2 separate regions of the Mus musculus genome follow, and region 1 is linked to region 2. Evidence: chromatin loops called from intact Hi-C (ENCODE). Cell type or tissue: left cerebral cortex. All regions are shown on one strand. Each heading gives the region's core, and the rest is flanking DNA. Links, peaks and the distances in the headings are about the cores only.

What was found. Hi-C counts contacts between places; a loop is a spot of excess contacts. Peaks named below come from ENCODE experiments on the same cell type or tissue, not always from the same donor. Only the 100,000 strongest peaks of a DNase experiment are listed, where the experiment ranks them.
Region 1: it touches region 2 in a loop (2.2-fold over the local background); 2 of 42 quality-filtered maps call a loop at or near these places.

Annotation. Positions count from the first base shown.
Region 1 is chr6:46,697,519-46,713,665 of GRCm38, forward strand. The region is part of intron 13 of Cntnap2 (contactin associated protein-like 2); the gene reads left to right. Among named protein-coding and RNA genes, the nearest start is that of Gm25161, 220 kb to the left of the region's middle. In left cerebral cortex, for the core only: a CTCF peak has its summit at 8,878; DNase peaks (open chromatin) are centred at 7,203 and 8,583.
Region 2 is chr6:46,555,526-46,571,672 of GRCm38, forward strand. The region is part of intron 13 of Cntnap2 (contactin associated protein-like 2); the gene reads left to right. Among named protein-coding and RNA genes, the nearest start is that of Gm25161, 82 kb to the left of the region's middle. In left cerebral cortex, for the core only: no CTCF peak of the experiment used is centred there; DNase peaks (open chromatin) are centred at 6,338, 6,670, 6,872, 8,156 and 1 more place.

The DNA of each region.
Region 1 (16,147 bases), core at 5,470-13,469, 140 kb after region 2:
ATATTTCTAAAGATTGGCTTTCCACTCTATGAACATTTCTGACCATTGTTCTTTTTCTTATATTCAACAAGATGCATAGACCTAAAAATTTGGATGTTCTGTTTGATTTTTAAAACTAAAATTGCTATGAACAGTTTCTCAAATCCTTTCTGTGGATCAACATTTTTTCTAAAATTTCACCTAGGAGTGGCATTACCAGGTCATGTGGTTAAATTTTAACTAACCTTAAATTTTTGTTGATGAGTTTCAGTTTTATACACTCTAGTGGTTGTGTACCAGTATTTGTTTTATTCTGCATTGCCAGGATGACTTTAGTATGGTTTTTGCTTTTGTTTTTGTTTTTGTTTTTGTTTTTGTTTTTGTTTTGAATGTCTATTGAAGTCACTTGTCTTTTCAAAACTTAGTTGCTGATTTATGTAAGAACTTTAACTCAAATCTTGCATTCAAATCTTAGATTCATCACATTCCTTCAAAGTGGCATGGCTATAGACAATTTTAAATCTAAGTATTTGATGCATATATGTATTTGAATAGCAAGTGGTGATGTGTCTGTAATTTCTTAGTGCTATATTTTAAGTGAGAGATGTTTTAAATCCTATTAAATCTAATAAACATTTTGGGTAGCATTGGTCCTTTCACAGTAGTGTCTGAATAAAAATATTTTCTACTTACTAATATCACAAAGATATCATTCCTTGCTTGATTTCATTTTTTATAACTTCCAATTTTGTATTAATTTAAATGATGTTAAATTAATATTCTAATATAGTGTGAGGTTGAGCAAACATTCATTTTCTTTGGGGAAAATAAACTAAGAAAGGTTGAGTTTGAGAAAGGAGGAGAGCTAGAGTTGTGTTATATAAAACCAGAAGGGAGTGTTTGAAAACTACAGAAAACCCCCAGCTGATCCAGCTGATCCAGTTGAAGACAGAAAACTGTGCATCAGCCACTACCAGAGACCCATGTCTTTTATGGCATGTAATTCCTAAATGGTGATTAATACCAAAGTTAGACTGATGGAGAGTGAATGCATTCTCTGAAACATGAACTGTTCTCCCTATAGTGCATGTGTGAAATTCACATGTGCATGAACACATATCCAAAACCCCCACATACACACATACATACCCTACACTCAAACACAATCCCTTACACACACACCACACACACAAACACACGCATGCACATGTGTGCACATGCACATACATACATACACACACACACACACACACACACACATGGGCACATGCACACATGTACAGAGAGAGGATGGGGGAGAAAGAGACAGAATGAGAAATAAAGAAACAAAAAAATAGCTTTTTCAAAAATTTTATAGCAATAAAAACATAGAAGTATTGGCTGTGTCTGACCAAAAGGGCACACCTATATGTCCATTTAGCAGATATATAATGCTTACAAGAAATGTGGCTTTTGAATAAGGTGCTCATATTCTCAGTGATAAAAATCCTTTGAATGAACTCTGACTCTATACTGAAGCTTACCTTGTTCCCACTGAAAAGTTTTATCTGACTACTACATATATTTTTTGTGTGTTGTGCTGTGCATTCAGCCAGCCTACTACATGGTTTTGCATTGATGAATGCTCTGACAGTACCTATTGTTTCTTTATCCACCCTACTTAACAGCTTTATTAGCTGTTTATGACTGATAAATACTGCTACAAGAAACCCGATTATTTAAACTCCTTCACCAACAGGAAACTGAATGCTTCAAAGTTCAAAATTAATGATTAGCAATACGTATATAAAATCAATAGGAGATAAAAATATATGTAATATGGAAATTATGCCATAAATACATATATGCATACATATACGCATACACATATGTAAATTGTGCCTCTTTGCTCCTCAGTTCACTCATTTCATTTTGCTTCTCTTGCCATCCTGGGCTCTTTGCCTCTGTGATGGAGGCTTCATCTCTACAGTCACAGTGGCAGGAAACCCAGTCATTGCCAACAGGCACCCTACTGCTGAAAGCTATTAATGCCAATGTTGTTAATGACCGAGCCAGTTGAGTGTGGTGATTTAGGAGGGAAACTTATTCCTTGGTGCTCCCTGGGGCCTTGTTCTTAAATGAGATGCCTAAGCTGTTTGCTCCTGTGGAATAAGGAGTATTAACCACTAACCACCACACTTCATATATCAGCACATTGAACTGAAATAATGGAGTGCTTAAACACACATCCCCAAACCTTCAGTTAGGAAACCCCCATGCCCCAAGAAATATAACACTCCTGATTTTTGCCTAAGAAAGCTGGACAACAATGCTATTTATTCTGGTTATAAATATTATTTTCTTACAATGACTAGAGTATGAGTGAGGTACAGTTAAATTTCCTTCAGGAACTAAACACATTAGAAGTAACCTGAAAAATCAATACCAATTACTTGCAAGCAAGGGCAGAAAAATCATTGAGACTATCGAGTGTGCACGTAGGCGAATGGCTTCAAACAAAGAAAATACTGGCATAACCAAAAACTCCCACAAAACAGGGAGAAGTAGGAAAGTTCTCTTCCACTTATTTCACTAGTTGTGCATTAATCTGTAAAATCCAACAATTGTTATACTTAAAAAGAAAAATGAAAGCATTCAATAAAAGAAAGATATTTCACCAATTCCCTGGCAGGAGAGAGGCTTGCCGGGTTGTCCCACTAAGATGAAGGCATTCAGAAGGTGTATGGGGATGGCTTATCTACATAAACCAGCAAGCCTTTCATTCAGTACCCAGAGAGTCTGTGTGCCAACACTGCACGTTTCATGTCTCAAGATTTCATTTAGCACAAAATCACTTTGAGGAGCTTGCTAAATCCTTTGGTGGTTTTACTGTGTCGTCTTTTATTGCATATACTGAAATAATGCCTTTCAAAGTCCCAGAATTTTTAAGCTTCTATTCAGATTAAACTATCACAAAAAGTAAAATTCCTTGCTTTATCAGTATCTTCCAGTAGAAGAGATGGGTGCAACTCTGTATGATAAGGACTTATATACCCAAGTTTTTGGCTCAGCTATAATATAGAAGCTCTAAACATCTTCTGAGCTTTGATAACACATTCAAGCCCATGATGGCTGTGCTTGTGATTGTGGTTGAGGGTAGGAGGATTCAAAGCACTCAAATTTTCTCCTTCCACTTGTCAGTCAAATAAGACAATATGAATTCTGTACCCACTATTACATTTCATATAAGGAGGAAAATGTTATGTGTGTATGCCACCAAAGAGAACCCACAGAAAGTTCCTTTGGATCTCCTTTGGACTGCTATTTGATGAATCTCAGATGTGCTTTCAGTCAGAATGATATGCTTCTTCTTTTAAAAAAATATTTTAGAATTATATATATGCACATAATATATATATCATATATAGAATACCTTTAGCCTCCCAATGTGGGCCTAAGTCTTCCACAGCCACAGACTCTTGACTCATTTTGTAGTACCAGACATGAATTCTGTCTTGTTATATGGACATCAACACCAGTCAGAAAATGCTGGGTTATCCCCATAACGTCATTACCTGGATAGTGATAGTTATTATAAATGGTATTCTATTCAGAGGGGAGGATGGAGATAAATCCTGATATGCTGAACTCTAATTTAAAAAAGAGAAAAAAATATCTCAACCTTACTACACTCTTGTCCTTACCAAACACTGCAAACACTCCCAGTTGATAGAGAAAAGGTTATATAAATATATTTGGAAGAGTTGTCTTAAAATCTTATATCAATAAAAGCCCCTTCTTACTTCCTTTCTTCTTTTTTCTTTAACTTTTTTTTTTCTGAGACAGGGTTTTTCTGTATAGCTCTGGCTGTCCTGAAACTCACTCTGTAGACCAGGCTGGCCTTGAACTCAGAAATCCTCCTGCCTCTGCCTCCCGAGTGTTGGGATTAAAGGCTTACACCACCACAACCGGCTCCTCTTTTTCTTTAAACTTGGGGCTTCATATTAATAGGAAGCACTAGAGATAAATGAACATAATAATTTATGTAACTAATATTTATCTGTTTTTTTGTTTTTCAAAAGAATTAAATTATAAGCATTAGATATTCTTACTTTTCTCCTTTAAAACAAACATAATTCTTGCCTCAATTTCATGTGCCCTATTGTTAAGTGAAACTTGAAAAAGGAAATAATATTTGTATCTGTCTCCATGAGTTTATTCAGGTACAGTTTCCTCAGCAGGGTTTCATTGAATGTTCCCAGTAGTGTTGAGTTGGTTGTTAATGGAATATTGACCAAATAGTTTATTGCGACAAGTCCTTCCATGCAAGTGAGAGGGGACTTGTTTGAGATTGCAATTGCATCCAATACTTTAATTCATGACATAATGTAGTTGAGAAAGCTTAAGAAAGTTTTAAATAATTCTGTAAATGTAGTAATTCAGTATTTCAAAAATGTGTTTTGTGTGGAGAAACTAGAATTATCATTAACCAGAAAAAAATTCTGTATTATAATGATCCAGTGCTTTAATTTATCTTAAAATTTAAAATGAATATTATAGAAAACTGGAACATATTGGAGGGACATAAGAAGTGATTAAAAACATATATTAAATGCAAAAACAGACATGATGTGCTCTATACCTTGTTCATAAACCAGTGGAAGATATACAGATCAGAATAAATTTAGAAACTCAACAACTAGTGGAAGTAGGGCATACCCTGACCAACAACCATTTTCTAGAATGATTATATTGAGGAGAGTTTCAAAGGTGATACAGGGGAGAGGTTGGGCCTGGAGAGATGGGTCAGTCAGTAGTGAAGAACACTTGCTGATCTTTCAGAGAACTTAGGTACAGTTCCCAGCACCCATATAGCACAGCTCACAATCCACCTATAACTCCAGCTCCAAGGGATTTGATGCCCTCTTCTCTCCTCCTGAAGTACTTGCATATATCTAACATAAACTCATTACATACATGTATACACTTTAAAATGTTTTGAAGGAGCCTTGTGGTGGCCATTTTGTCATCCACTATGTTCTCCAGAAGAGTAGTTGAATCACATAGAAAGAGAGCCTGGGGCCAACAAAGTGTGAGTGACTGCAATGAGTTTCTCAATAGTCCAGAAACATGAAGATTTAGAGAAAGACCTATAACAAGAAAACTAAGAAGTATCTTGATAGAACTATAACAGAATTAATTAAATGTTTTTCTTGATTCTGAAATAGTAATATTGAAGAAATTCCATCTAATTCTATGGTGCTTTAAGCTTTGTAACTCCATAGTCCCATCTTGTTCCAGAACTAAGACATGGATAAAAATTCTGATCCTTTAGTAAGAAAGATCACAGAATTTCACATTCTAGATGATATTATTTTGACTTAAACATTCCCTGCAGCTTAGTTGACTGCAATCATTGTTTCTACTTAAAGTTTAATATAGGTCAGGAAAGTCGAAACTAAATGTGCATAACAGGTGATATGTACATGATCCACAGACACAGCAAATTCTAACTTGATTTTTAAACCGTTTGATGCCCCTTTCAAAAGATTAATCAGAGATCCCACTCAGACTTCAAACAACACCCCCTTGGTAATGTTAATCAACAGATATAAACTTTTTAACCAAGGAGGAGGAGAAACAAGAATAAAGAGAAACAAGATAAAGAGTAAGAGAGGGAGAAAGGTGGGGAAGGAGGGAGGAAGGGAAGGAAAGGAGAGAGGGAGAGAAAGAATAAGGGATCAAGTGAAGAAGAGAAAAGGAGCTTTTTCCTGACTCTATGGTTTTGAGGTGAGCTGTACTTTCAGGACATGTGACCTATACAAGAGGAAGGGGAAAATCAATGGCTTTGGTCACCATTAACTGAAGAAGGAAAATTGAATGAGAATAAATGAGTGAGTGAAAGAAGAATGACTGCGTGAATGTATTGCACTTTATTTAAGATATGGAAGTTTGTTTCCTTATAATAGCAGTAGGTGTATGTTGTGATTTAGATGTGCAGTTACATGTGAAATGTTTCCCAAAGCTTTTATGTTGAACAATTAGTCCCCAGATGGTGATACTGCTTAGAAAATTTGTGGGTCACTGCAGGAGGTGGACCACCATGGGAGGGTCTTGAGGCTTCAGAGAACTTCCCTGCTTCACAATCTCTCCTGCTTCTTGGCTGCAGATATAGTATAACCACCATCATAATCAACTGTATCCCTTAGAACTGTAAGTCAGGATAAACACTTTCTCTATTTGAGTTGCTGCTTCTTGGATATTTTGCTCACAGCAATGAGAAAAATAACTAATAAAGTATAAAAATTCATTCTATGGCTTTAATCTACTTCCTATAGAATCACATTCACTGCAGACTTAGAATATTAAAGCCAAAAAATTAATACTGATTTTACAAAAGATGAGAAAATAATAACAAATGTTAAATGAAAGCTGCCTTGTTTCCTGGCTGGGTAGGACTTGGTAACTTCATTTAAAATTATTTTCATACTCTCATCAGTGAAATAGGAACTACCATATAAAATGATGGGGCATCATACAATAAATGGTCCCTTAATTTGATAAAGCACACGGAGATGATAAAGCAAACTGCATCTCACAACATCTGTCAGGTAATAAGCAACTGGCAACCAATTTGGGGTGATGCTTGCTGCTGCTGTGGCTCTGGGCTACACCACAGAGAAAGGCTGCCCTCTCCTCATAAATGGACCAGCTCCTGTGAATACCATCCAGAGCATATGCTGTGAGAATATAATTAAAATGTTAAATGTCCCAGCCTCTCTAGTCATCCAAACTATCATTTTAATGTCAATTGTAATTTTAATGTAAAATATAATTTTAATGTAAAATTATAATTTTAATGCAAATATATTTAATGTAAAATTATAATTTTTAATATAAAAATAATAAGTATCCAACAAAATGAAAGGAACCATCATTGGGACACTCAGGGCTCTCAGCTCTGCCTTGTAGAGTTGGTGCTGTGCTCAGCACATGACTAGGCACAGGGTTTGACTGTCATATGACTTCGGTCTGGTCTAATTCACACAGTATCATCACCATATGGCATGTTCCCAGTTCTCTTGAAATAATTTGCTGAGGCTTTAGTGTGTCCAAATGACCGATATCTTTATGCTGAATATTTCTTGAGGTTTCTTCAGGACATCAGAACATGATGGAGTATTTTTTTTCAGATGGCTCTTTACCAACTGGTTATGAAATTGGATCAGCTGGAGGCAAGAACAGATGGGGTTGAGCGGCAGATGGAGGTCCTATGTGAGAGATGCAAACTCACTCTGGCAAAATCAATCATGCCATGGAAGCGAGTTTCAGTTTGGTTAAAGAAAATGAACTGAAGTAGACAATTGAATTACTGGGTCATAAATAAGGGCTCACACTTTAGAAGTGCTCCTGATTAGGTGTCAATAAGACAGATGAGCTAACGATGCAGCATTAGAACTCTTAAAATGTCATCTCTGTCAGTATTAATTGTAGCTTTCTTTATTTAGTGGGTACTCTGTGCCAGGCACCTCGTATACATATCTCTTTCCATCCTCATGGACTCCCTGTGAGACAGATGATTGTCCCACGTTACAAATGGTGAAACTAAGAGTGTTAATTAAGGAAATTGATCAAAGTCATAGGACTTTAGGGAAGAGATCTAGAAACAGAACTCAACTGTATCACTAGGAAAAAACTACAGACAACATGGCCACACTGTGACTTTCCAGGACTCAGCAAGTGAGAAGTAAATGGTTGTTTTCAGTAAATCTCAGAGGCTTTGCACAGTTATAGTTAAAAGCAACTTATGATGATTGTAGTGCACTCCAGAACACCTGCCTCAATGCTTATGGGACAAGCAGAGCTGGTGGGAAAGTCTTGCCATTATTTTCAGTGAAATAGGGGGTCAGCAGGATCACACACAGGGCTATAATGAGTTACACAGAATATCTCTAGACATCTCACAACTGCTCCCTGCTCCTATTTACTCTCACATCATCCTGAAGTCATTTCAATCCAGAAAAACATCTTCATAACAACCTCAGGGTGTTAGGTATTAATTCCAGTCCAGAGTCATTACCTCAGGCCCATACTTAGACAAACGCATGGATATAAGATTATGGAAGACCTGAAGTACCCCCACTTTTGTCTGTTCAGACTGCTTTGACAAAAGAACATAAACGAAGTGGTTTATAGATAGCAGAATTATGTTCCCCCAGTTCTAGAAGCTGAGAAGTAGGGGGATCAAGGTTTTGGCAGATTCCCTAGTAAGGAACAGTTTTCTGTTCTCTAGATGTACACACCTACTACTTATATCTTCACATAGCAAAGAAGACTCCCCAGGTCTCTTTCAAAAGCTCACTAGCATCCTAGTAATTCCTACCTCCTAATACACACAAAATCGGTAGTGACACAAACATTCTGTCAGTGAACCCACCTTCAGAACTGTGAACAAGCTGTAAAGGAACAAGCATTTCAGCCCAGAGTCCCTGTTCTAACCTCAGAGTGAGCAGGAAACAGGAGTCAATGATAGCCTACCATTTGCCAGGCCCTGGACAGACCATGTAATTGTTGGAAGGAAGAAAAAGTAAGTTTAAGCAACAGATGGAAACACATCTGCCAGGCGCCACGCTCTTTCTATGTTATTTCCTTTCCTACCACATTATCGCATATTAGCAAGTTCCTGTTGGCTGCTAGGCTGTGTTTTCTCCTCAGCCAAATGTTCAGAGAGCAGGTACCAGTTATTGAAAAACCTTATTTTAAAAAACAAAACACAGAAGAAATGGAGAGCATATTCCCTTAAGTAAATTACTGTCTGTGCCTTATTTCCCCAAAGCTGAAAAGTAGTTTTTACTAATTTTATTATCCAAACCTGGCTCTTCATACATAAATAACACAGGAATCTTCAACTCCTCAGGCAGGTAGAAGAATTGCTCCTAAGTGGGTGACTATATTATCTCTCTAGACTTAACTCTGCCTCTGATATGAAGATAGCAAGTGCTTGCTAAGAGCAAGAATAGATCAAACTATGTGTGTTGGACAATAAATTAACCCTTAAAAATCAACAACAAACTGAATAATTAAATATAACATTATTAAGTCATAAGTTCAGATTAAGGAAATATCTTATACTGGGACACTAAAGAAATTATAAATGCCACAAACCATGTTTTAAAATACATGTCATCCTGGGCTGGGTACATAGCTATTGTATATAGCTCTATATAGCATATTCTACCTACATAAATCCTACTGAAGTACCAAATTATAGGCTTAAACGAATTTGGTCTGTACTTTCATCATATTGTAATAATTCTGAAGTTGGGATGTCTCTTACTGCCATTAGCATCTTAGATCCACTTTCATCTCCAGGGCAGTCATGATGGTGATGCCCTCGTGTACACTAATAATCTCTACCTATATGCAGTATGCCGGTGTTAGCAAGAAAACCACAGGGATTATAACAGACTAACCTTATTTTTCTTAGGAAGAAGTCATTTTAAAATAAGGCAAGCAAAATAGTGAATCACACATCTAACATTGGAGAAAAAAAGAGATCTATTATATGCCATTGCCAGTTGGCTCAAGAACACAGCACCAAAGCATTTCAGTTGCTTAATAGATGGTATGAGAAATGTCACCCTCTTATTCAATTAGTCATGTTGAAGCTTGTTTTTAAATTTTATCTACAAAGAGTGGGTTTAGGTAATAAGAGCTATAGCAGATTTTATATACCCACCTTATATTGTATGGCCAGAGCTAGAAAACAAAGAAAGAAAGAAAGAAAGAAAGAAAGAAAGAAAGAAAGAAAGAAAGAAAGAAAGAAAGAAAGAAAGAAAGAAAGAAAGAAAGAAAGAAAGAAAGGAAGGAAGGAAGGAAGACAAAAACAAAAACAAACATACAAACAAAAACATTAATGACTGAGTCAAAAAAGTACTTCAAAGAACTCTATATAATAAGAAGCCTCAAAAATATCTTAACTTAGGGCATTTATTTTGGATGATAACTAATATAGGAAGGCCCAGATAAGTAGAATGGTGCAAACCCCAGGCAATTGGTCCTGGGATTTATAAAATATAGGTTGAACCAGCAATCAGTTATATGCCAAATTAGCAGGATTCTTTCATAGTCTCTGCTTCAGTTGTTGCCTCCAGTTTCTTGCTTTTGAGTTCTTGCATTGACTTTCCTTCATGCTGGTCTGCAAATGTCAGCTGAAATAAAGACTTTTTCCCCAAGTGGTTTTGGTGTTTTAAGACAATATAAAACTTATAATGCAAACCTAAAGTTGCAGAGATTGTGCTATGATTTGAATTTGTATATAAGGTCTAATACTAAAATGTATAAGTATTGTTAAAAAAAAAAACAAGATTTTCAATGTCAAGTCAGCTATTAGTTATAGAAACTCATTCTCTTCTATATTTTGTATGAAAGGCACTTCATACACATTTTTTATAACTTTGATCTGAATCTTATGAATTCATATTACTGGAAGTTCCATTGATGAAATTGAAAGTGAGCTCTAGGACAACGGAGTCATTTCATTCTGGATATAAATTACATCGGCATCACTATTATATAGAGAAGTAGTCACTTATATCCAATTGCCACCATTGACTTATGGACAATATCAAAGAGATTTTAGTCAATGATGTGAAGAAAAAAATGAGACTTTTTAACAGCCATTTAAAATTGTTATATTTTGCTTAAATGTTGCAGTGTCTATGTTTATCACCTTTAATAAATTTGTAATTTGAGTTACACTTATTGCTTAATCTTAATACATTTTCAATCATATTTATCATAAAACATATCTTAACTTGCAAAATACATGAAACTCAAGAAGAAGGAAGACCAAAGTGTAGATATTTCATCCCTCTTGAGAATGGGGAACAAAATACCCATGGAAGGAGTTACAGAGACAAAGTTTGGAGCTGGGATGGAAGAAAGAACCATGCAGAGACTGCCCAACCCAGGGATCCGAACCATAATCAGCCACCAAACACAGACGCTATTGCACATGCCAGCAAGATTTTGCTGACATGACCCTGATATAGCTGTCTCTTGTGAGGCTATGCCAGTGCCTGGCAAATACAGAAGTGGATGCTCACAGTCATCTATTGGATGGAACACAGGGCCTCCAATGTAGGAGCTAGAGAAAGTACCCAAGGAGCTGAAGGGGTCTGTAACCCTATAGGAGGAACAACAATATGAACTAACCAGTACCCCCTGAGCTTGTGTCTCTAGCTGCATATGTAGCGGAAGATGGCCTAATCAGCCATCATTGAGAGGAGAGGCCCTTGGTCTTGCAAAAATTATATGCCTCAGTACAGGGGAATGCCAGGGTCAGGAAGTGGGAGTGGGTGGGTTGGGGAGCAGGGCAGGGGGAGGGTATAGGGGACTTTTGGGATAGCATTTGAATTGTAAATGAAGAAAATATCTAATAAAAATTTGTTTAAATAAAAAATCTTAACCAATATATATTCATATATATTCTTACATATATACATATATATATATATCCTTATATATGATTAAGATTGATAATAAATTTTTATGAATAAGCAATTCTTAATGAATTCTTTTAAGAACTATAAAAATTTCAGGTGATAAAACATGCAGTGAATCAGTTAACTAAGTGATACTTATCTTGTTTATTGTATTTTTAAAAAGTAATTACCATTACTGGAATCATAAATATAACACAAGAATACTAGGGTACAAGTTCAGAGAAGATGGTATGTCTGGAAAGTAACGCTTACATGATGATTAGGAGATAAGGACCCTCAGCTTGCTTCGGTAATTAAGCCAAATAAGCAAGTCACTTAATCACTCTGAACATAGAACTGTGCCAGACAATTTCTGGTACAAGGACAGATTTGTATAAGAACTGTACTAGGGAATTTATACACTACTTCTGTCCCCAAAGATTTCAGTGAAAACCCCCACCACAGGACATTCATCAATGAACTTGTAGAGGATATTTAAAGCCTTGTCTGTCCCTAACCTTGCCTATCAGCAGACCACTCTCATGCATGCACCTCTTTTCCACATTAAAGTTCTCAACCCAGGCTTCTTATTGGCAGATTATAAAATGGACACTTCGAGGCCAGGGATCTGTGTTGTTGGCCATGTAGAGAAGGAAGTAAAGTAAGCTGAATGCCACAGATCAATATCTGGTACTTCATCTGGGAAAATAAGGATTATTCTAGCTATATAGGTGAGCAAGAAGTGGAGGTCAGCATAAGACACAAGTCATGAAGAAGAAGATGAGCAGGAATAACAATTTGCTGCCCAAAGCCCCTTGAACTAAACTTTAAACTGAGTATGTTATATTGCTTTTGAGCTTGGTTAGATTTTTTAAATAACTTTTTAAAAAGTGATTTGCATTTATATCTAGGTGGAAAAAATTCCTACTGTTGGCTAAATCTTTTTCTTTTCCTATGGGCAGGATCTCATAGAGGAGGAAAAAAAAAAGCTATTGCTCATTTGTACTTTCCTGTGATGGTATTTTATGTTAGGGTCTATGAAAGAAGCTATCTAAAAATACCTTGAGTATTGCAAAAATATCCTTGTAATTCTACAGAATTCAACTTTTTAATGGCTGTTCTTCTCCCTTCATGTCTGCTTTTCAATTATTTCTTCTCCTTTGGAACACTGCCACATTTGAGTTTCTGAGGGGCTCTCATAAATACTTCTATCTACCTAACTCTATATCCCTCCTTTGGGATCCTCATTTTACTCCTAGCGAGTTTGGTAAGTGCATGAACTCAACCCCAGATACACAGAGAAAGATTCACTTTCAACAAAACCTGAGCATTACCAGTTGAAGTCTATTTCTTAGGACACATAAATGTAAGGGCCTCCTGAATACCTGCTTTCAGGGCTGTACCTATTCGATGTTATAAATCCTTGCTTGGTAGTAATGCTGCTGACAGGATAGTGAAAGTTTTAGCTTATCTCATTAGCACATGAGTTGTTCCCCACTATAGAACTACTTGGCTTCCATTACAACCCAGAGGAATCAGAAACTTCTTTCTACATGTTCACACTTAGAATTTTCACACTCTTCTTCAACTGCTAGTGTCAAGCGAAGATGAAGGCCTCATCTGAAAACACCACAATGGGTACCTGCTTCAATTATATTCTTCTCAAAAAATGGGTCAAAATTCTAACTCTGGCCCCCTTGGTGATTCATTAAGTCAAGGGTGACAGCCTGAGATCGTTTCAACATAAAATCTGTCCAGACCAAAATCCAGTAGCTGGTCTCTTTAAAGGGAGAAGGGGAGGCAGATTTGAAATGCAGAGAAGACAGAAGCATGTCAGTGACCAATATGAGGGACTTAGGAAGAGGAGTTGAAATTGTGCTGCCACAAGGCAGAGGAAGTCAAGAAAGGTTCTAATACTCTAGAAGAGTTGCCCATTTAGAGCCTCCAGAGAGCAAAAGGCCCTGTTGGTAGCTCAGGTTTCCAGATTCAAGACTGGAGAAGTAATTTCTGTTGCTTTAAGCCATCAGTCTCGTGGTAAGTTGTTATTGCAGCCCTAGAGAATCGATGCAATTAAAACAGCTTCTGATCTCAAAAGCAATCTCAGGAGGACTTTGGTGTCTCCAACAGTTATTATTTTGTTTATTTTAACAAAATATACCTCAAAGGGCACCACTTTGAAGTTTTGGACAAGCAAAGCCAGTGCAAGTAGCAGCTCTCATTGATGTTTTTAACATAAAAGCCATTCGAAGGCTTAGCCTTGCATAAGGAATTCTACTGTCTCCCAGACACATCACCTCTGTCAGAGTTGGCTTTCCTGAAGCATCTCAGCCACACTAGTTTCTCTTGGATCTTTCTACACCCACACACTGCCCAACCCCCACCTCATATCTCTCTGATTGCATTGTACCACTTACCTTTTATAAGTACTCCTTGAACACTTCCTACTCCCTTGAAGCAATGATTAGGCACATTCTACTGTGTCTAATTCTGCATTATCACAGTACTGGGCTAACTGTCTTCTTCACAGGACTGTAGCCCCATGATAGTAGGTGCAGGACCAGGGCTGTGGTGCATGACTCTCAATGTACAATTAGCATGGCAACTATTTAGCAAATGAAGGAATTCTATTATTTAGACGTGGCTGGAACTGTGGTCCACTGTTCACTCTTGAAGCTGTATTATTTGCAATACACGAAATTTTAAACTATAGGAAAATCAGTGTATAACCTTAACTCTAAAATTAATTTGGGTTAGCAGATTTAACTTTTCTCCTGTAAAGTTTTAAATGAGTGAAAATTCTACTCCAACCCAAAGGTATTTTATAAATAAATAGACATAGCTGAAATGGACTTGAGCTCATTATATTTCACCTTGCGATTAACCTTCATGAATAGGCCAGTTCACCTTAGGAGTCTTTATTCTTCTGTGTAATCAATTAGCGCTTGTAATAGACTGAAAAGGTTATATTCCAGAGTAGTCATCATCCTAGAGAGGAAGAAAAGATACAGCAGAGGACCTATGCAGTGAATATGATGCTTGGGTCTATCAGGCATTAAGAAAGGCCAACAGAGGCAAATCCCTATGACACCAAGCAGTGTTAAAGGACATTCCCATAGGTACAATCTCAAAAGCTGAGTCCTAGTGACAGTGTGAAAGAGTTGGTAAGTAGAAGCATCAAGGCTAGCCCAAAGTAAAGTTTCTGAACCTTGACCTTTTAGGCTGGGTCGTTCTTTGTTATCATGAGAGTGCTTAGTTAGGGACCCAACAAGAAGCTTCTCTGTCCTAGGAGTGTCTAAATGATGACTGTAGGTCTGTGTGGGTCTCCTGGAGAATGATCAGAAGCCACCGAAATTAATAGAGAAGCAAACTGTAAGTCTTACACACAGGTCAGTGTGTGCTCAGCCAGGGTTTTTGAGCTTTATTCTGAAGATATAGAGGAGAGTTCAAGGGTTTTAAAGATGAAAGAGTCAGGGGCCAGTTTATATTTAAGCCACAATGACTCCACTGGAAATGATGGGATCAAAACAAATTGGGATAAGTTGAAGTGATTCAGGAGGTATGTGGAGAATAGAAGACAAGGGAAGGAAGAGATATGAGAGATGTGCTATTAAATCTCTCAGGTTTGTCCAGGATCATGTACTGATTCAGAGCTTGGGTAGTAATACCCCATAATCTAGTAATATCCTAATATTCTACAATATCCAGTTGTAAATTAACTCCAAAACCATAAGAGAGATTATCAAAAGCTTGAATCCCAAACAAATTACCTGCTCGATTCTTTTAAGCAGGAAATAGATATATTCATAGTATCAAAAATATAAAAAAATTTTTAAAAAATAGTAAAAGTGACATTACTTAAGGATTCAAATTTAATTAGGCCTTTGTCAAAGATTCATTGAACAGTCTGTAAAAACAAACAAACAAACAAACAAACAAATCCCTTCAGTTAGAAAAGTAATCGTTATAATAGAGACCCTTAGTAAGCCACTCTCCTCTCCCATCCAGGCTGACAAGCAATGGCCAGAAGACTAAGGCATAGAGGTGAATTGAAGAATGGAGGCCAATTTCATTGCCTGATTGTCCAGAAAATTATCTCATTCTTTTGCTTTAGTCTCCATATCTATATAATAATAACAGAATAAGTTGTACATCTGGGTATTTTATAAGACTGGATCTTTGACAATAGTGACAATAGTGAGAAAACTAATTGCAGTCATTTGGCAGGACTTCTATTTTTATTCAGACATTTATAAGTATGTGTAGCCAGTCCTCTAGGCAAGAATTGACCAGAACAAAAATGTCCTAAGTACCTATAATGAGTGGAAAAAGAGAGGGAGACTATGATGTCAGTCAAAAGGAGGCATAACAGAAGCTGCCACTAGGCCAGGATCAAAGGCAATTAAGGATTCAAAAAAGAGTCACTTTCTTAGCCTCGTTTTTCTGACAAATCTACACTGCCAGTTGCACAAAGTTATTCACAGGTCTTGGCTTGCCCCTCTGGAACACAGGTTATAGAGGTGACTGTCAGGAATCCCATAGAGACATCGAGGTTTGGCAAGGAGACTGCTTGAGCAAGCCCCAGGTGGAAATAATTCAAACTTAAGCAAGAACATTACAATGCATTTGAAATTTTGAAGTCTATCGAAAGGTATTCATTTATCATATGACAGGTCAGTGGGATCTCTGTGCTTTGATTCACTATA
Region 2 (16,147 bases), core at 2,652-10,651:
GGACAGCCATGCCAGGCTTCTGTCTGCAAGCACAACATGGCATCAGTAATAGTGTCAGGGTTTCCTGCCTATGCATGGGATCTCAAGGTGGTACAGTCTCTAGATGGCCTTTCATTCAGTCTCTGCTCCATCTTTTTGCCCCTGTGTCTCCTTTAGACAGGAACAATTCTGGGTTAAAATTGAGGTGGATGGGTGGCCCCGTCCCTCAACTGGGGGCCATGCCTATCTACTGGAGTTGGTCTCTTTAGGTTCTATGTCCTCTCTGTTGGATATTTCGGCAAACATGGGTCCTGGAAGCCTCTCATATCCCTGGTATCTGGGACTTTCTAGAGCCTACCTGCCCCAACTCCCCACCCCTACTGCTACATACTTCTATTTATTCTCCCTGCCTTGTATAATCTGGACTTCCATCCTGTCTCTTCTCATATCTGATCCTGCTACCCCTTTTTCTTCCCCATCCCCTCTCCTTCCCAGGTCCCTCCCTCCCTCCCTTTATCTCCTGTGATTATTATGTTCCCTCTTCTAACTAGGATTGAAGCACCTACACTTTGCTTTCCCTTCATATCATCTGTGATATGTATCATGGGTATTCTGAGCTTTTGGACTTATCAGTGAGTACATACCATGTGTGTTCTTTTGAGTCTAGGTTACCTCACTCAGGATATTTTCTAGTTCCATTCATTTGTCTGCAAAATTCATGAGGTAGTCATTTTTAATAGATGAGTAGCATTCCATTATGTAAATGTACCATATTTTCCGTATCTGTTGAGGGAAATCTGGGTTTCCTGCTTCAGGCTATTATAAATAAGACTGCTATGAACAAAGTAGAGCATTTGTCCTTGCTATATGTTGGAGCATCTTTTGGATATATGCCCAGGAGTGGTATAGCTGGGTCTTCAAGTAGAGCTAGTACCAATTTTCTGAGAAACTGCCAGACTGATTTCCAAAGTGATTGTACCAGCTTGCAATCCCACTAGAAATGGTGGAGTGTTCCTGTTTTTCCACATCCTTGACAACATGTGCTGTCACTTGAGTTTTTGTTGTTAGCCATTCTGGTTGGTGTAAGGTGGAATCTCAGGGTCATTTTGATTTGCATTTCATTAATGAGTAAGGATGTTGAACATTTCTTTAAATGCCTCCTGGCCATTTGAGATTCCTCACTTGAGAATTCTCTGTTTAGCTCTACACCCCCTTTATAAACAGGATTATTTGCTTCTCTACAGTCTAACTTCTTGAGTTCTTTGTATATTTTGGATATTATCCCTCTATTGGATGTAGGGTTCATAAAGATCTTTTCCCAATCTATAGGTTGCCATTTTGTCATATTGACAGTGTCCTTAGCCTTACAGAAGATTTTTAGTTTCATGAGGTCCCATTGGTCAATTTCTGCTCTTAGAGCTTGAGCCATTGGTGTTCTGTCCAGGAAATTTTCCCCTTTGCCAATGTGTGTGAGGCTCTTTCCTACTTTCTCTTCTATTAGATTCAGTATATCTCGTTTTATGTGGATGTTCTTGGTCTACTTGGACTTGTGACTTATATAGCATGTTTTATTTTGGAATTTTAAATTCATTCTATGACAGACCACACATTGTGAGTTTCTTAACAACAATATATAGAGATGTTATATGAATAGCAATATTGAAAACATGCTCCTTGCACAGGTTATCCACAGTACTCCTGCCATGAAGAAATACTTTACACATGGAATCTCATTAAAACACTATCATCTAGTGGGGTTTCTGTGGTCTATACACATATGGAAGATAGGCAGATCCTGATTCCAGAAAAACATTCACAAGAGTGCGAACACCTGAGGTCTCCATCTGTTAGGACCTTTATATTATCTATGAACCCAAGGTCATGCTCTTCTCAAATGGTCCCCAAATAAGAGATAAACAAAGTAGCCAGATGAGGGCAGACTATCCTTAAGTCTCAGGGTTTCATTAGGGTCTCTCTACTCTGCAACTCCCCAGAGACTTCTAGGGACATTCGAGAAACTACACTGGAGTCACTCTGCACCTGACCCAGCCAGGAATCGTGCCCCCCCTTTTTTTCTCCATACTATGTCTCAAATGCCCCTTAATTCTTAATTTTAGCTGTCTCTCCCTGTATTTTCTTCCTTGTCCCCTTTCTGCTTCCTCTCATTAACTAATTGTTACTAATTAATACTCTATTGTATAAATATACATTTACTTTATCCTTTTTTTTATTGAGGGACATATATGTTCATTCAATGTTTGGTTATTATGATGAGAACAACAATGAACATGGTTGAGCAAACATCTCTGAGGTAGGATGGAGCATTCTTTGTGTATATGCCTAAGAGTAGTATAGCTCAATATTGAGGTAGATCAATTTCCATCTTACTTAGAATCACCACACTGATTTCCACAGTGGCTGTACAAGTTTTCACTCTCACAAGCATAGAATAAGTATTCCTCTAACCTTAAATTCTCACCAGCATGAGCTGTCATTGTCTTATTGATTGTACCCATTTTCATGGGTTTAAGATTTCAATTCAAAGTAGTTTTAATTTGAATTCCCCTGATGGCTAAGGATGTTTTAGCCCCTAACTGTTTTATAGCCATTTGAGTTTCCTCTTTTGAAAACTCTCTGTTTATATTCATACCTCATTTTTAAAATTTTTTTTATTTTTCATTTTTTATTAATCATTTTATCTCTCTCCCCTCCATGAAAACCCTACACTATGCCCCTCCCCGTCGCCTCTAAATGGGTGCTACCCCATCCACCCACCCAATCCCTGCTCACCCCTCTATCATCCCCTTTCTCTCCACAGGACTAAGCACCTCCTCTCAAACTAATGCCAGATGAGGCAGTTTTCTGCTAAATATGTAGTAGGAAGCATGGACCAGCCTATGTATACGCTTTGGTTAGTGGTTTAGTCCCTGGAAGTTCTGAGGGGTCTGTTTAGTTGATATTGCTGTTCTTCCTATGGGGTTGCAATCCCCTTTAGCTCCTTCAATCCTTACCCTATGCCATAGGAGTCCCTGACTTCAGTTCAGTGGTTGGCTATAAGTATCTGATCTGTCTTAGTCAGCTGCTGGAAGGGCCTCCCAAAGGACAGCCATCCCAGGCTCCTGTCTGCAAGCACATCTTGGTATCAGCAAATGGTGTCAGGGTTTTGTGTCTGCCGGTAAAATGGATTACACAGTGGGACAGTTTCTGGATGACCTTTCCTTCAGCCTCTGATCCATTTTTGTCCCTATATTTCCTTTAGACATGGACAGTTCTGGGTTAAAATTTTTTACATGGGTGAGTGGCCCCATTCCTCCACTGGGTGCCACGTCTATCTACTGGAGGTGGTCTCCTCAAGTTCTATCTCTCTGTTGTTGGGTATTTCAGCAAATATCGTCCCCATTGGGTCCTGGGAGCATCTTGCACCCCTGGCATCTGGGACTTTCTAGTGGTCCCCCAAATTCCCTACCCCCCCCCCACTGCTACTTGTTTCTATTAATTCTCCTGGCCCTCTGGACTTCTCTCCTTCCCATACCTGGTCCCACCCCTTTTTTCTTCACCTCTCCTCTCCTCTCCCACCCAGGTTTCTCCTTCCCTCTTCCTCTCATGATTATCTTGTTCCCCCTTCTAAGAAGATTTGAAGCATTTACACTTTGGCCTTCCTTCATGTTAAGCTTCATTTGGTCTTTGATTTGTATTGTGGGTATTCTGAGATTTTGGGCTACTATCAACTTATCACTGAGTACATACCATGTATGTCCTTTTGGGTCTGGGTTATTTCACTCAGGATGATATTTTTTTAGTTCCATTCATTTGCCTAAATAGTTCATGAAGTCATAATTTTAATAGCTGAGTAGTATACAGGTCATTTAGTTATTTGATTCTAGCTTTTTGAGTTCATTATACATATATACATTGGATATTAGAATCAGACAGAGGCATCTGAGCAAATTTCATGGAAGTGAGACAGAGAATAGCAGCAGTATGGGAGTAAAATATGGTACACTGCACTTAGTTTAGATGAGTCTAGGGAAAAAAAAACAGACTTTACTTAACTAAATGGCAAGAATTGTTCCTCTGAGCTGGCCATTTGATACATAGTGGCCTTGAGGTCAAGGGTAGTGTCCTGTGAAAGAGATGTCCTGCAGAACAAATCCCCTCAGTAACGTATAGCTCTTTGAAACTAAGATCCATCATAGCCTCCAACTGTCCAAGTTCAGGGTATGAGTTGTTCATCTTCATCATCTAAAGAATTCATTCTTTTCTTATTTTTTTTACAAGTCAGTGAAAACCACAGTCTAGTGATGTAGAATCCGAGTACAGTCTTTTTTTCTTTAGCTCTTTTTATGTCCAGGGTGAGTTCTGTCTTCTCTCTGCAATTTTCTTACCTTCCTCCCTGTCATACCAGGTCAAATTCATCTCTCTCCTCTTAATTCAGAGATGGAACAATTATATATACACTTTTTTTTTCATTTGTAGAATATTTGGATGGCATCCTATGAAGTATATGCATGGATTGTAAATAGAATGTATGAGGTGTTATCCTGTGTTGACATTCTTGTAAATTATATTTACCACTCTATATTGCTATCATAAAGCTGCTGAGCCCTGGGTCCCCTGTGACTGTGCAGTGACCACTGAACTGCCATCTTTACTGGCAATGGAAGTAATTTTAAGCTGTTTGGAATACATGTACTACATTGCACTTTATCTTTTATTTCCCAATATCACCACCTCTAAAACCCAACCACATGATGATTTGCTCTAGTTACTGGCAATTACAATGCTTTATGCCTTGAAGATGCTGGTTTTTCACTCTAGAATCTTTTCTCAGCTTCTACTTATGACTCCTATAGGTTCCCCAAAGCTCAGCTTAAACCTCCTTTCCTTTCTATGAACCCCCAGTGTGACATTTCCTCTCATATACAATAGGCTTCCCCTTATCCTTGGCTCCACTTTTTGTGGCTTCAGTTGCCTATGGTCAAATGGAAAATACTAGAAATAAACAAATCACAAGTTTTAAATTTGTGGTTCCATTCTGCATGGTATGGATGGAACCTCCTGATATCTAGTACACTGTGCTCCTACTTTTCATCTTTTATCTGTTCTCTCTGTCTCTGTCTCTCCTATTTCTCTCCATCTCTCTCTATTTCTCTCTCTCCCCATGAGTAAGAAAATAATTTTATTATACAATAGTATAATTGTTTTATTATTGTTTCATTAATACACTGCCTAATTTATAAATTTAAGCCTCAACACAAATATATATATATATATATATATATATATATATATATATATATATATGTAAACACAGTACACATAGAATCCACTTACCCTCATTGTTTCAAGCATCCACTGGAGAGCTGGCAATATGTCCTCTTCATATGCAGGAATGCACCCAATTAATTTACATTGTATCTCAATCAGGTGTTTGTCATAGAACTCATGATTTAACTTAGTATTTCATAAACTTTCTCCTTGAGAATAATTATCCTATAGTATTTGATTCATATCTGTGTAGTCTCAAACTATGCTAAGTGAGTCAGTTAGTCTTTGTTTTGACATCTCCATGCTCTCTTTTATCCCAGGAATTGAAATCAGCTGTTAAAGCAGATGGCTATTAGGAACCAGCCTTGAGTATGCTAAGAGGTGGGTTAAGCTGTGCTTGTGGGTGGACATGCTTCTTTCTCAGGGGTTCCATTTGTGTAATGGAAATTAATTTGATGCTCCTCCAGAGTGGTCTTCAAGTTAATGCTGTGCCATTTCTAAAGGCCTCCAGGACTCGTGGATGAAGGGCATCCAATATGAGCCTCACAGTTACCTAGAGCTGTTTGAAGGTTTATCTATTTGCTACTCAGCAAGATACTTGGCATTCTCTTAATACAGCACATCAGCAATTCATTAAGAAATTTCTGGAACACTCAGAGCCACTCCCACTTTAACAGCAGGATACTGCAACTGTTCATCTTGATATCTTTGAATAGTTACGGTGTATTTAATGACAATATACAATTAAGGCTTTTGGTTTATATAAGAATTTTATAAAAATAGATAGCTATTAGACTCTCTAATATCTGGCACCTAAGAGAAATAAAATCCAAATCCTTGCATTTTACTTACTTACCAGCATCTTTCAAATGAAGAAAATTAATTCTGACTGTATAAGAGGCAGCTGAGATAAGCACAGAGGCAGTTGATTACATAAGCATCTAGTGCTGATCTCTACTGTTCACACACTAGTGCTTCCAGTGTAGTAGTGAATGCTTTTTATGTGGGGGTCAAAATGTGCTTGAACATGGGTGGGGTGGAAAAATGGTGTTCTGAAGGGCATCCAAATGCTCATTATTTATAAGTTCAAAACTGACTCATGCATATGGGCATCAGGACAGCTGTAGTCCCTACAGGCTTAAAAGAAACCAGCCCCCAGAGTATGCATTTCTCTATCTGAAGTCTCATGTGCAGCAACTATAGAATTAAATGAGACAGCCATGCATCCTAGTGCCAAATATCCAAAGATTTAAAGATTCAGTTTTAATATCAGGTGTCCATTATTAAGACAATCAGCCAAGATATCCAGATGTCAGTTCAAACGCTAAAAGGAACAAGACTCAGCACCATGAATAACACAATGGCCTCTTTTTGCAGTTGTGCCAAATTGAAGCTGCTTTCATTTTATGTAGGGCAAGTACTTCCAGCAGCAGCAGCAGCAGCAGCAGCAGCAGCAGCAGCAGCAGCAGCAGCAGGAAATACTGTTTGTTTGTTATGTTCACTCTCATTTCAAAATCTAACCAAAATCAGATTATGAGAATATTTTAGCCCTAAATCAGTGTATGTATGAGATTTAAAAACCTTTGTAGTTTGGCTCTGTCCTCTTAATCCAACCACTGTAATGTAGCTCCTGGCACAAACGCAACTCCTCAGCAATGGCTTCTCATTGTTAGAGTATTTTTGTCACTTTACTCAGGTAAAATTGTTCTGTTACTTTTCTGTCTGGCCAGGCCCTGCCCATCCTTGAGAAGTTTGATGTTGAAGCCTAGGCTTTCCTCATGCAGCTGTAGTCACTGGCCTCTTTAAATTCAGTGTATTCCTAGTTCTAAATCTCATAATTCAGCAACAAATTATTTGAACTCTTCGACTTATGCATGTCAGTATGATTCTCAATGTTTTATCTGAAGAGACAGAGTAGAAGGTTCTATGTAATTTACCTTTAGGCTACATTTCTTCCTGTAAAAAGAAACTGAAGTGAAGTTTGCATGCAATAAAACTTAGCCTTTTATTGTACATTTTTATAAGTTGATATATATATATACATTATATATATATTAGTGTACTACAATCAAGGTATAGAAAAAATTTCATCACCTCAAATATATGTCCCTTGTGACTTTTTACAGAAGATCACTGCCTACCTGAAAACATTAATGATCCATCTGTTTGCTGTCTCTATAGTTTAGCCTCTATGGAGTCATAAAGTATATAACCATTCCAATCTAGATTATTTTACTTAGCATAAAGTGTTATGTTGTGTTGTAGCATGTGCCATTATGCTTCAGAGAGAAACTCTACTATATAGACACACTTAGTACATATGCTTATACATTTACCAGGTAGAAAATATTAGGGTAACATCCAATATGAAACAATAAAGCCTTTATACAGATCTGTGTTTTCATATAGATCTCTCTCTGATCATAAGTTATTAATTCACTTTGATAAATGCTTAGGACTGAGTTTGTTGGTAAGTAGATGTTTAACTGTATAAGAAGCTTTTTTTTTTTTTTTTTTTTTTTTTTTTTTTTTTGCAGTGCCTGCAGCAGGTTGTGTGTGCATCAGTAACATATGCGAGCTCTGGTCTTCCAGGACCTCACTCATTCTAATAGGCATGTAGTGGTTTTATGCTACAGGGTTGATTAGCATTTTCCTAATAACAAACAACACCAAATCTCTTTCCATGTGTTCCTTTATGGTCTATAATTTTATTTGGTTTTATCTTGCTTTAGGCTGGTTTCTAACAAGAAAAAAAATCAAGAGTACATTAGGTACTTATTGGCTATTGTTTGTGGACTGTTAAATTTCAGAGCACTGACACCATTCTCTCTGTGTGGGACTTGCTTCCTTTGCTATCTGCTATTTTTAAGCCTGGTTGTACATCACATATGGTGCCTGGAGTCTTTGCAGTGAGTGTGGTCCACCTCGCTGTATCTGAGCCCCACTGTAGGGGAATGCCAGGACAGGGAGGTGGGAGTGGGTGGGTTGGTGAGCAGGGGGAAGGAAGAGGAAGGGAATTTTGGAGGGGAAACCAGGAAAAGGCATAAGATTTGAACTGCAACCCTATAGGTGGAACAACAATACGAACTAACTAGTACCCCCAGAGCTCATGTCTCTAGCTGCAGATGTAGCAGAAGATGGCCTAGTCGGCCATCATTGGGAAAAGAGTCCCCTTGCTTGGTCTTGCAAACTTTATCTGCCCCAGTACAGGGGAACACCAGGGCTAAAAAGTGGGAGTGAGTGGGTAGGATAGCAGGAGGGAGGGGAGGGATGGGGAACTTTTGGGATAGCATTTGAAATGTAAATGAAGAAAATACCGAATAAAAATTGGGAAAAAAAAAAAAAAGAAAAAAGAACAAAAGAAGAAGAAAAGAAAAGGCAGGTGCCAAGCAGTACTTCTTTGTCAACTTTTACATTCTTCTTTTACCCAACTTTTGTATTTGCACATTTAGATCCTGGAAGAATTTGTTTCATAAAAAATAAATAAATAAAAATTAAAAAAAAAACAACTTCTGCTATGATGTGGGAAGAGATAAATTAAGGTGATCCTACTGACATTGAAGGCAATCTGTAGATGCAGAGCTGACCCAGAGTTTAGGAAACTAAGCAGAAGGAAAGAAGTGGGCCTAGGTACAAATAAAGGGTAAGGAGTTCATGACAGTGACAGGGAGGGTGAGCAGCACTATGTTTTGTGTTTACTTGTGTTTTCTGAAGGTGTGGTTCAGAGAAAGGAGATGGAAGCAACTGGGAGAAGAGGCTGAGGAATGTAGGGAGGAAAAGAGTATTTACTGTTCATGATATATAATGCTCTCTTTGGGGTCTTTTCAGTTAAATAAGAAAAAAAAAAGCAAACAAGGCTTTTGACAAGAGGAATCCAAGCTTTTTAGAAATTGATATTAGCACAAGCTCTGAAGCTTACTTACATTTCAGCAGCAAGCGACTCAGTCCTGACTGTGCATGCGTGTGTACACATATTTGTGCAGGAAGAAAATGTTGTCATATGCATGGCTTTGTGTAGCCACCACCGCAAACAGGAAATTTAGCCACACACTCCTTTTGGCAACTCATTGGTGATTGTAAATACTCCCTCATCTCTAAGTGCCAGGCACTACAAATATGCTCTCCATTTCTGTAATGATGTTCTCACCAATGGTGTATTTATGGAATTCTGCAGTATATATGTCCTTTGGAGACTGTTTTTCCCCACTCAGTATAATTCTGTTGAGGTTAAAGCAAGTTGCTGAGTGTACAATTCTTCCTCCTTATACTAAGCTAAGTCTCGGTCTATGGTGTGACTATGCCAGTTTGTTTAGGCATTCATCCATTGAAGAACATGTGGTTGGTTGATTGTTTTGGCTATTCTGAGTGAAACTACCATGAACATCTGTCTATCAGTTTCTACTTAGTAAGACGTTTCAATTTAGTAGGACAAATTCCCAGGAATATGATTTCTGGATGATGTGATTAGTCTTGGTTTCTTTTCATTTTAAAAGAAATTCAAATTCTATTCCATAGTGACTGCACCAATTTTTATCCCCAGCAACAATGTGCGAATGATCCAGGTTCTCTGCATTCTCTCCAGTATTTGGCATTATCATGGTTTTTCATTTTAATGATTATGTACATCAGTAGTATTATTTCATTACCATTTTAATATTTCTATTGATTAATGATGCCAAGCATCATAGCATGTGATTGTGTACCATCTGTAGCTCTTTGCTGTCTCTTAGTGTCTCTGTTCTTATTTCCTAATTTTGCTTACTTTCAACACTGGTACTTGAGCCTCATTTACCTATTATATGTGCCTCTACTTTGACCAGTATATGCAAATATTTTCTCCCAGATTGTAATGTCTCATCCTTAACAGAATTTTCACAAAGTTAAAAAAAACTTATCATGCTGTTCAAGTTATATTTAATAGTTTTACATTTAATTAGTTATATGTTTTGAGAGCTAGACATTAAGAGCTTTTCAATTCTTCTGAGTTCCAAGTACTTTTGTTATATTTTTCTGCTGAATTGTTGTAGCCTCATAAACTCATTACTCAATTTTTTGCTTACTCTAAGCATGATAATAATAATAATAATAATAATAATGATAATGATAATTTGGATATGGCCTTGCCATTTAGACCAGGGCTCATTCTAAAATGAACTTATTGCCTATAAATTGATCCAGCATCATTTACTAAAAATACTCCACTTCCTGTGTTGAATTGCTTTTGCCTTAAATTGGCACAACTGCATTTGTTCTTTTTCCTTCTCTAATAGAATAAGGAGAGCGAAGCTACAAGTTTGGCAAATTCATAAGAGCCCTCCTGTGTCTTTGCAAAATATTTTGACATCCATATCAGCAAAATTCTTGGAGCTTATTGCCAAATCCAGGCAAAATGAGCTGTTTTATTTCTAAGAAGAAAAATCATTCACCTTTTATTTAGCTACTCTAGTTGGTATTTTAAAGGTCTGCACAACTCCATTTCAGACAAAATGTCATATTTTTAGAACACTAGAAGCTGCAGTGACTGAAAACCCGGGAAGGCCCATTCTGGTTTGCAACAGATCAGCTCTGCATACACAGGTCCCAGACATGCAGCAGGCAGGGCTTGATACAACTTTCACTCATCGTTAGATCAAGTAGGAGGCTGGTAGAGCACTGCTTCATCTGGTCCCTGGAGTATCCTGGCCTAATTTTATATGTATTTTCTAATTCAGTTTCATGTTAAGCAATATCCCATTTTGTGAACATAGAAACCAAATTTAGTGGATGAATATAGCTAAGTGAAATTGCAGGTCTCTCTCTCTGAATGCATAGCTCATGCTCCTCTTTGGGATTATATTTCTTTAAAATTAAAACTTATACTAAGCTATAAATGAATTATACTGTTTGTCCAAGGAGTTAACTATGAGATCTTCGCATGATGCATAGTTGTCTAGGGTAACAGAACCAAGAGAAGGAAGTTAAGAATGATAGAGTTGGTGGTGGTGGGGGATGATCAAAGAGTAGTCATTAAATTAGCTTATACAAAAGATCTGGTAGTAAAGCAACTGGGCTGCATGTTGAGGAACCAAGAACCCAGCATTAGTCTATGAAACTGCATCTCTCAGCAGTCCTGATATGAACCTGAACATTTATCTGAACCATCCCTGGAGAGCCCCTGGTATTGAACACATATCAGAAGACTGAAGAAACTGAAAACCAATGGCTACAAAAGATGGTAGCAGAATACATCTGCACCTAGACAGAGGAAGAAAAGATAATTTTATTTATCCCCAGACCTCTCTCCATCTGGACTAAATATTAAAAGGTGCTCACTTTGAAAATGGAGCTCTCCCCATCAACCAGTCCTATTAGGAAACATCCTTAAATGCAAATCCAGAGATGTGTTTGCTAGGTGATTCAAAACTATTGAGTTGTAGATGAAAAGCAACATCACAGTCTTAATGAAGAGGTTAAATGCAGCCATACATTTCTATATCACTGAATAAATCTTTGTGCATGTCTCTCAATAGCAATGTAAAAGTGATACAAATAGCATAATAAACACATGTAAGGTTTCCTCTTTCCATTTGTAGTTTTGTATTTTTCATAACAATGCCAATTACAGATAGATAATTGCATGCTGCATCTCTTAACTAAAAAAGGTCTTTGAAAACAAGAATAAATTCATAGCACACTTTTAACTAACCTGGTTTATGAATGTTAATGTTTGCACACAATTATAATTAAATTTGCCCTATGAACATTTGAACATGAAAGGAAAACAAAATCCATAGAATACAGCTTCAATTTTTGCACATACATACATACATACATACATACATATGTGTGTATACATACATATATACATATATATGTGTGTATGTATGTATATACATATATTATTCATACACACACACATATGTGTGTGTGTGTGTGTGTGTGTGTGTGTGTGTGTGTGTGTGTGTGAGCATGGCTACATTGATCATCACAAAACCCTGGCTTCCATAGTCATCTTCATTAACATATACCACATGGGTAACTATTCATTTAACTAATGTTAAAAATAGAGATACAAGGGAGGAGAAAGTGCTTATCAGGTAATGGCTCTTTCTTTCAAGCCTAGGTTCAAGTCCCAGGACCCACCAGGAGAACAGAAAAAATTAACCCTCCCAAGTTATCTAATGAACTCCACATATGAGCTGCAGCATGCTCATACACACACACACACACACACACACACACACACACACACACACGTACACATGCACACACAAACATGATACACAATCAATGAATGTAATTTAATTTTTAAAATGAAGACATTTTCCAGGATGTTTATTGGCTTAACTAATTTGTAATATAGTTTGTAACAATGTGAAATGTTGTACATTTTGCAAGATGTTCGCCTACTCTGCTACACTGTCTTATTATTATGAGAAAACATTTCTAGTTTTCATAAAAATATTAGTTTTCACCCTATATTACAGCCCTTGGAGGCTTTAGAAGAAATGTGGAATTTTGAATTATTTTGAGAGAGAGCTGTTGTACTGACTCTTCTGATATCCAAATATCATCTTCCTACTTCCCACCTCAGGTCCTAGACAAATGGATGGAAAATGATGAGGGTAGTTTCCTGTAAAATAAAATTAATAGGAAACAAATTTAAGAGTTGTTTACAAATGTAAATGCTAAGCCTAAGAGCAAGAAAGCACCTCTGGAGTCCAGTGTAATAATACTATCATCTAATTACAGGCAGGCACACTTGTAAACACATGTAAGGTTCCAACATGCAGCAATAATGTCTGGATATGCCTCAAGAGCTCCATTTTTACCACCACACCAGGACATATGCACTTTAATAGCATTCCCTTAAGGACTGTTAAAGAAAAAAAAAAGCTGTTAAAAATTCTATAGCATGAACATTGCCTTCGATGGAAAAATAAGGCATAATGGGAAAAAAAAAAAAACAATGTCTTAAAAGAACATTTTACTAAAAGAGATTCTTAAAGATGATACCATTTCATATTTGCAAAGACACATGAGTACCTTTGCTGCCTCCATTTGACCTCCTGTTCTCCATGATTCCTTCAGTGAAATCTGGAAGCTTGGGAGTCTCCACCTCCTCTATTCTAGAGTTCCCTTCACATCAAATACAAGCAATGCACCCCCAGAACCTGTGAGGCTTTACTTGACATTGCTCCAGGGAACAATGGCTGTTCAAACAAGTATAAGTAAACTCTGGGACCAGATTAACTAGAATTATTCTAATCTCTCTGATAATTATTAATTATAACACTACATGACAGTTTGGCAGAATGTGGGTTTGTCTGCTGGCTTCTGTACACAGACCTCTGACTGTCTCTAAATTGCTTACCTATCTCTAGTGATTGCAACTAAAATAAAAATAGCAGAAACCACGAGGACAAAATTCAGCCATTTGTAACTGGATCACATCTTAGTTTGATGAAATCTGTCCCTTAGAATCACAATTACCTTCTCTAGCTCCTCCATTGGGGGCCCTGTGTTCCATCCAATAGCTGACTGCGAGCATCCACTTCTGTGTTTGCTAGGCCCCGGCATAGTCTCACAAGAGACAGCCATATCTGTGTAGAGAAAATACCTAAGGAGCTGGGGGGAATCTGCAACCCTATAGGTGGAACAACAATATGAACTAACCAGTACCCCCCGGAGCTCGTGTCTCTAGCTGCATATGAATCAGAAGATCAGAAGATGGCCTAGTCGGCCATCAGTGGAAAGTGAGGCCCGTTGGTCGTGCAAACTTTATATGCCTCAGTACAGGGGAAAGCCAGGGACAAGAAGTGAGAGTGGGTGGGTGGGGGAGCGTGTGGGAGATTTTTGGGATAGCATTGGAAATGTAAATGAAATAAATACCTAATTTAAAAAAAAAAAGAACTTCCCTCGGGTAAAAAAAAGAAAGAAAGAAAGAAAGAAAGAAAGAAAGAAAGAAAGAAAGAAAGAAAGAAAGAGAGAAAGAATCACAATTACTCCACTAAGGATAGAAAGTTTAGCCCACTGGAATCTGAATTGAACTTATTTAATATTCACATTCTATTGAAAATCAAAGTGAAATACTGAAGCATCCTTTAATTTACCAGCATTCGTCTTGTAGCCACTCACATGATAACCTGTGCTCACTGATTTTTGAACTTCCAACACTTATTTTGCAATTGAAACTCCCACCTCTTTACGTTTCTCCTGTACACATTTTATTTTCCATGTTCTTCACAACTGCTGTAATTGGAAGTTCACTCCTTCCCTTACTCCCATCATTCACATCAAGTTAATGCCTGCCCACCTTTTAACACACCTGTTTTTACATTTTAACTAAGACCGATACTTTTGTGTTTTTTATATTTAACACATAAACTTGACTCACAGTCTTCTCTGATTCTCAGATTGCTTGCACTCAATCTCTACATCACAGTACTTCCTAGTGACTTATCCATTTGGTGACTTTTAAGACTGGAGATGTCAAATGACATGTATGTTCTATCTAAACTGGTCTGTGTGCTAATTACTGTCAATTTTATTCTGAGAATAAAAAGAGTTAGAAAGCAAAGGCCCCATAGGTAAAGCGCACTAAGCACATCTGCTAACCATAGGGCTGTTATGCCCACAGGAGAGAGATTCTGCTAAAAATAATTCCTAGAAAACAAACAGCAGACCCTGAGGAAGGTTAATGTAACATGCACAGCATTTCAATTTCCTTTCATTCTGTTGTGTTGAGGATCAGCAAACAAGTTAATAGTCCTGAAACGTGAGATCACGTTAAACCAAAGGACATTTTGATGCATGAAGGCACCATGTTTCAGAGCCTGTCCTTCTATAAGTGACAGTCCAGGCCATGGGTCTTCATGGCAAACAGGACAATACAGCACAACAGAACATACCTATTGGTTATGGCAAAGATAGCTACCTCAGCTTAGTGTGGCAGCTCTCAGTAATATCTAAACATACAGAATTTGTTGATTAATGTATTAACTCAAGCTACTTATTTAGTGATTTCCCTATGAATTTCCTTTAGCTTCTGCCTGGTAAGAAAATAAATTGTGTGTGGTAACCAGAGTCCTAGGGAACTGGAAACAATTATTGCTCATCTGGGATTGCATTGCTACTAAGAGCTACATTGGATTTTGTTTTGTTGTTTTATGGTTTTAACCTATTTATACTCATTTTATTGGTAATAGTTATCATAGATTTTTAAATAGCCTTTGTTGTTTTAGGTTTTAAATTCTGTAAACCCAATAAAGACGTATACTAGTGTTTAGTTCTTAGACATTTTAAATCTCGTTGATTAAGTAAAAAAAAATGTTAAGATTTCAGTCAATCTAAATAAAGTTAGCTTTGAAAATTTATGACAAAGTGTGTGATACTTGCCTTTTCATTCCCCATCCTATGGTGCATCCTCCTTTGCATCCTCCAGGCTAATGTTGGTCTCATGCAACACACACTTGTTTCCAGGCAGCACCTGTCCTTCTTTTCTTTGCCCCATTGGAACATGTAGGGAATTTAATAAGAAGTCAGAAATTTCAGATGTCAATTCAAGCTCACACTGTTGTGTGTTTAGATGGCTGATTTGAGAGAACTACTGATTGATTCAAGAGTCATTAAATATAACTGCTATAATTTCTAAGCATCCATCACTCTCAGAGTCATTGAGTTCTAGAGCAATGTTTTCTCAAGCCAGCCAATTGGTTAGCAGCTTGCTAAACTTTGGACATTAGATTGGAATCCAAATTTGAGATAAGATACATCCTTCTCTTTACATATTTGTTCAGATGTAGTCCACAAGACTAAACAGTGTAAGTAGAAGAGAAACAAAAGTAAATGGAGATTTTTAACAGATTTTTTTCCAAGTCATAATCAGTTCTAAGAAATTGGGACCAGTACCACATAATGG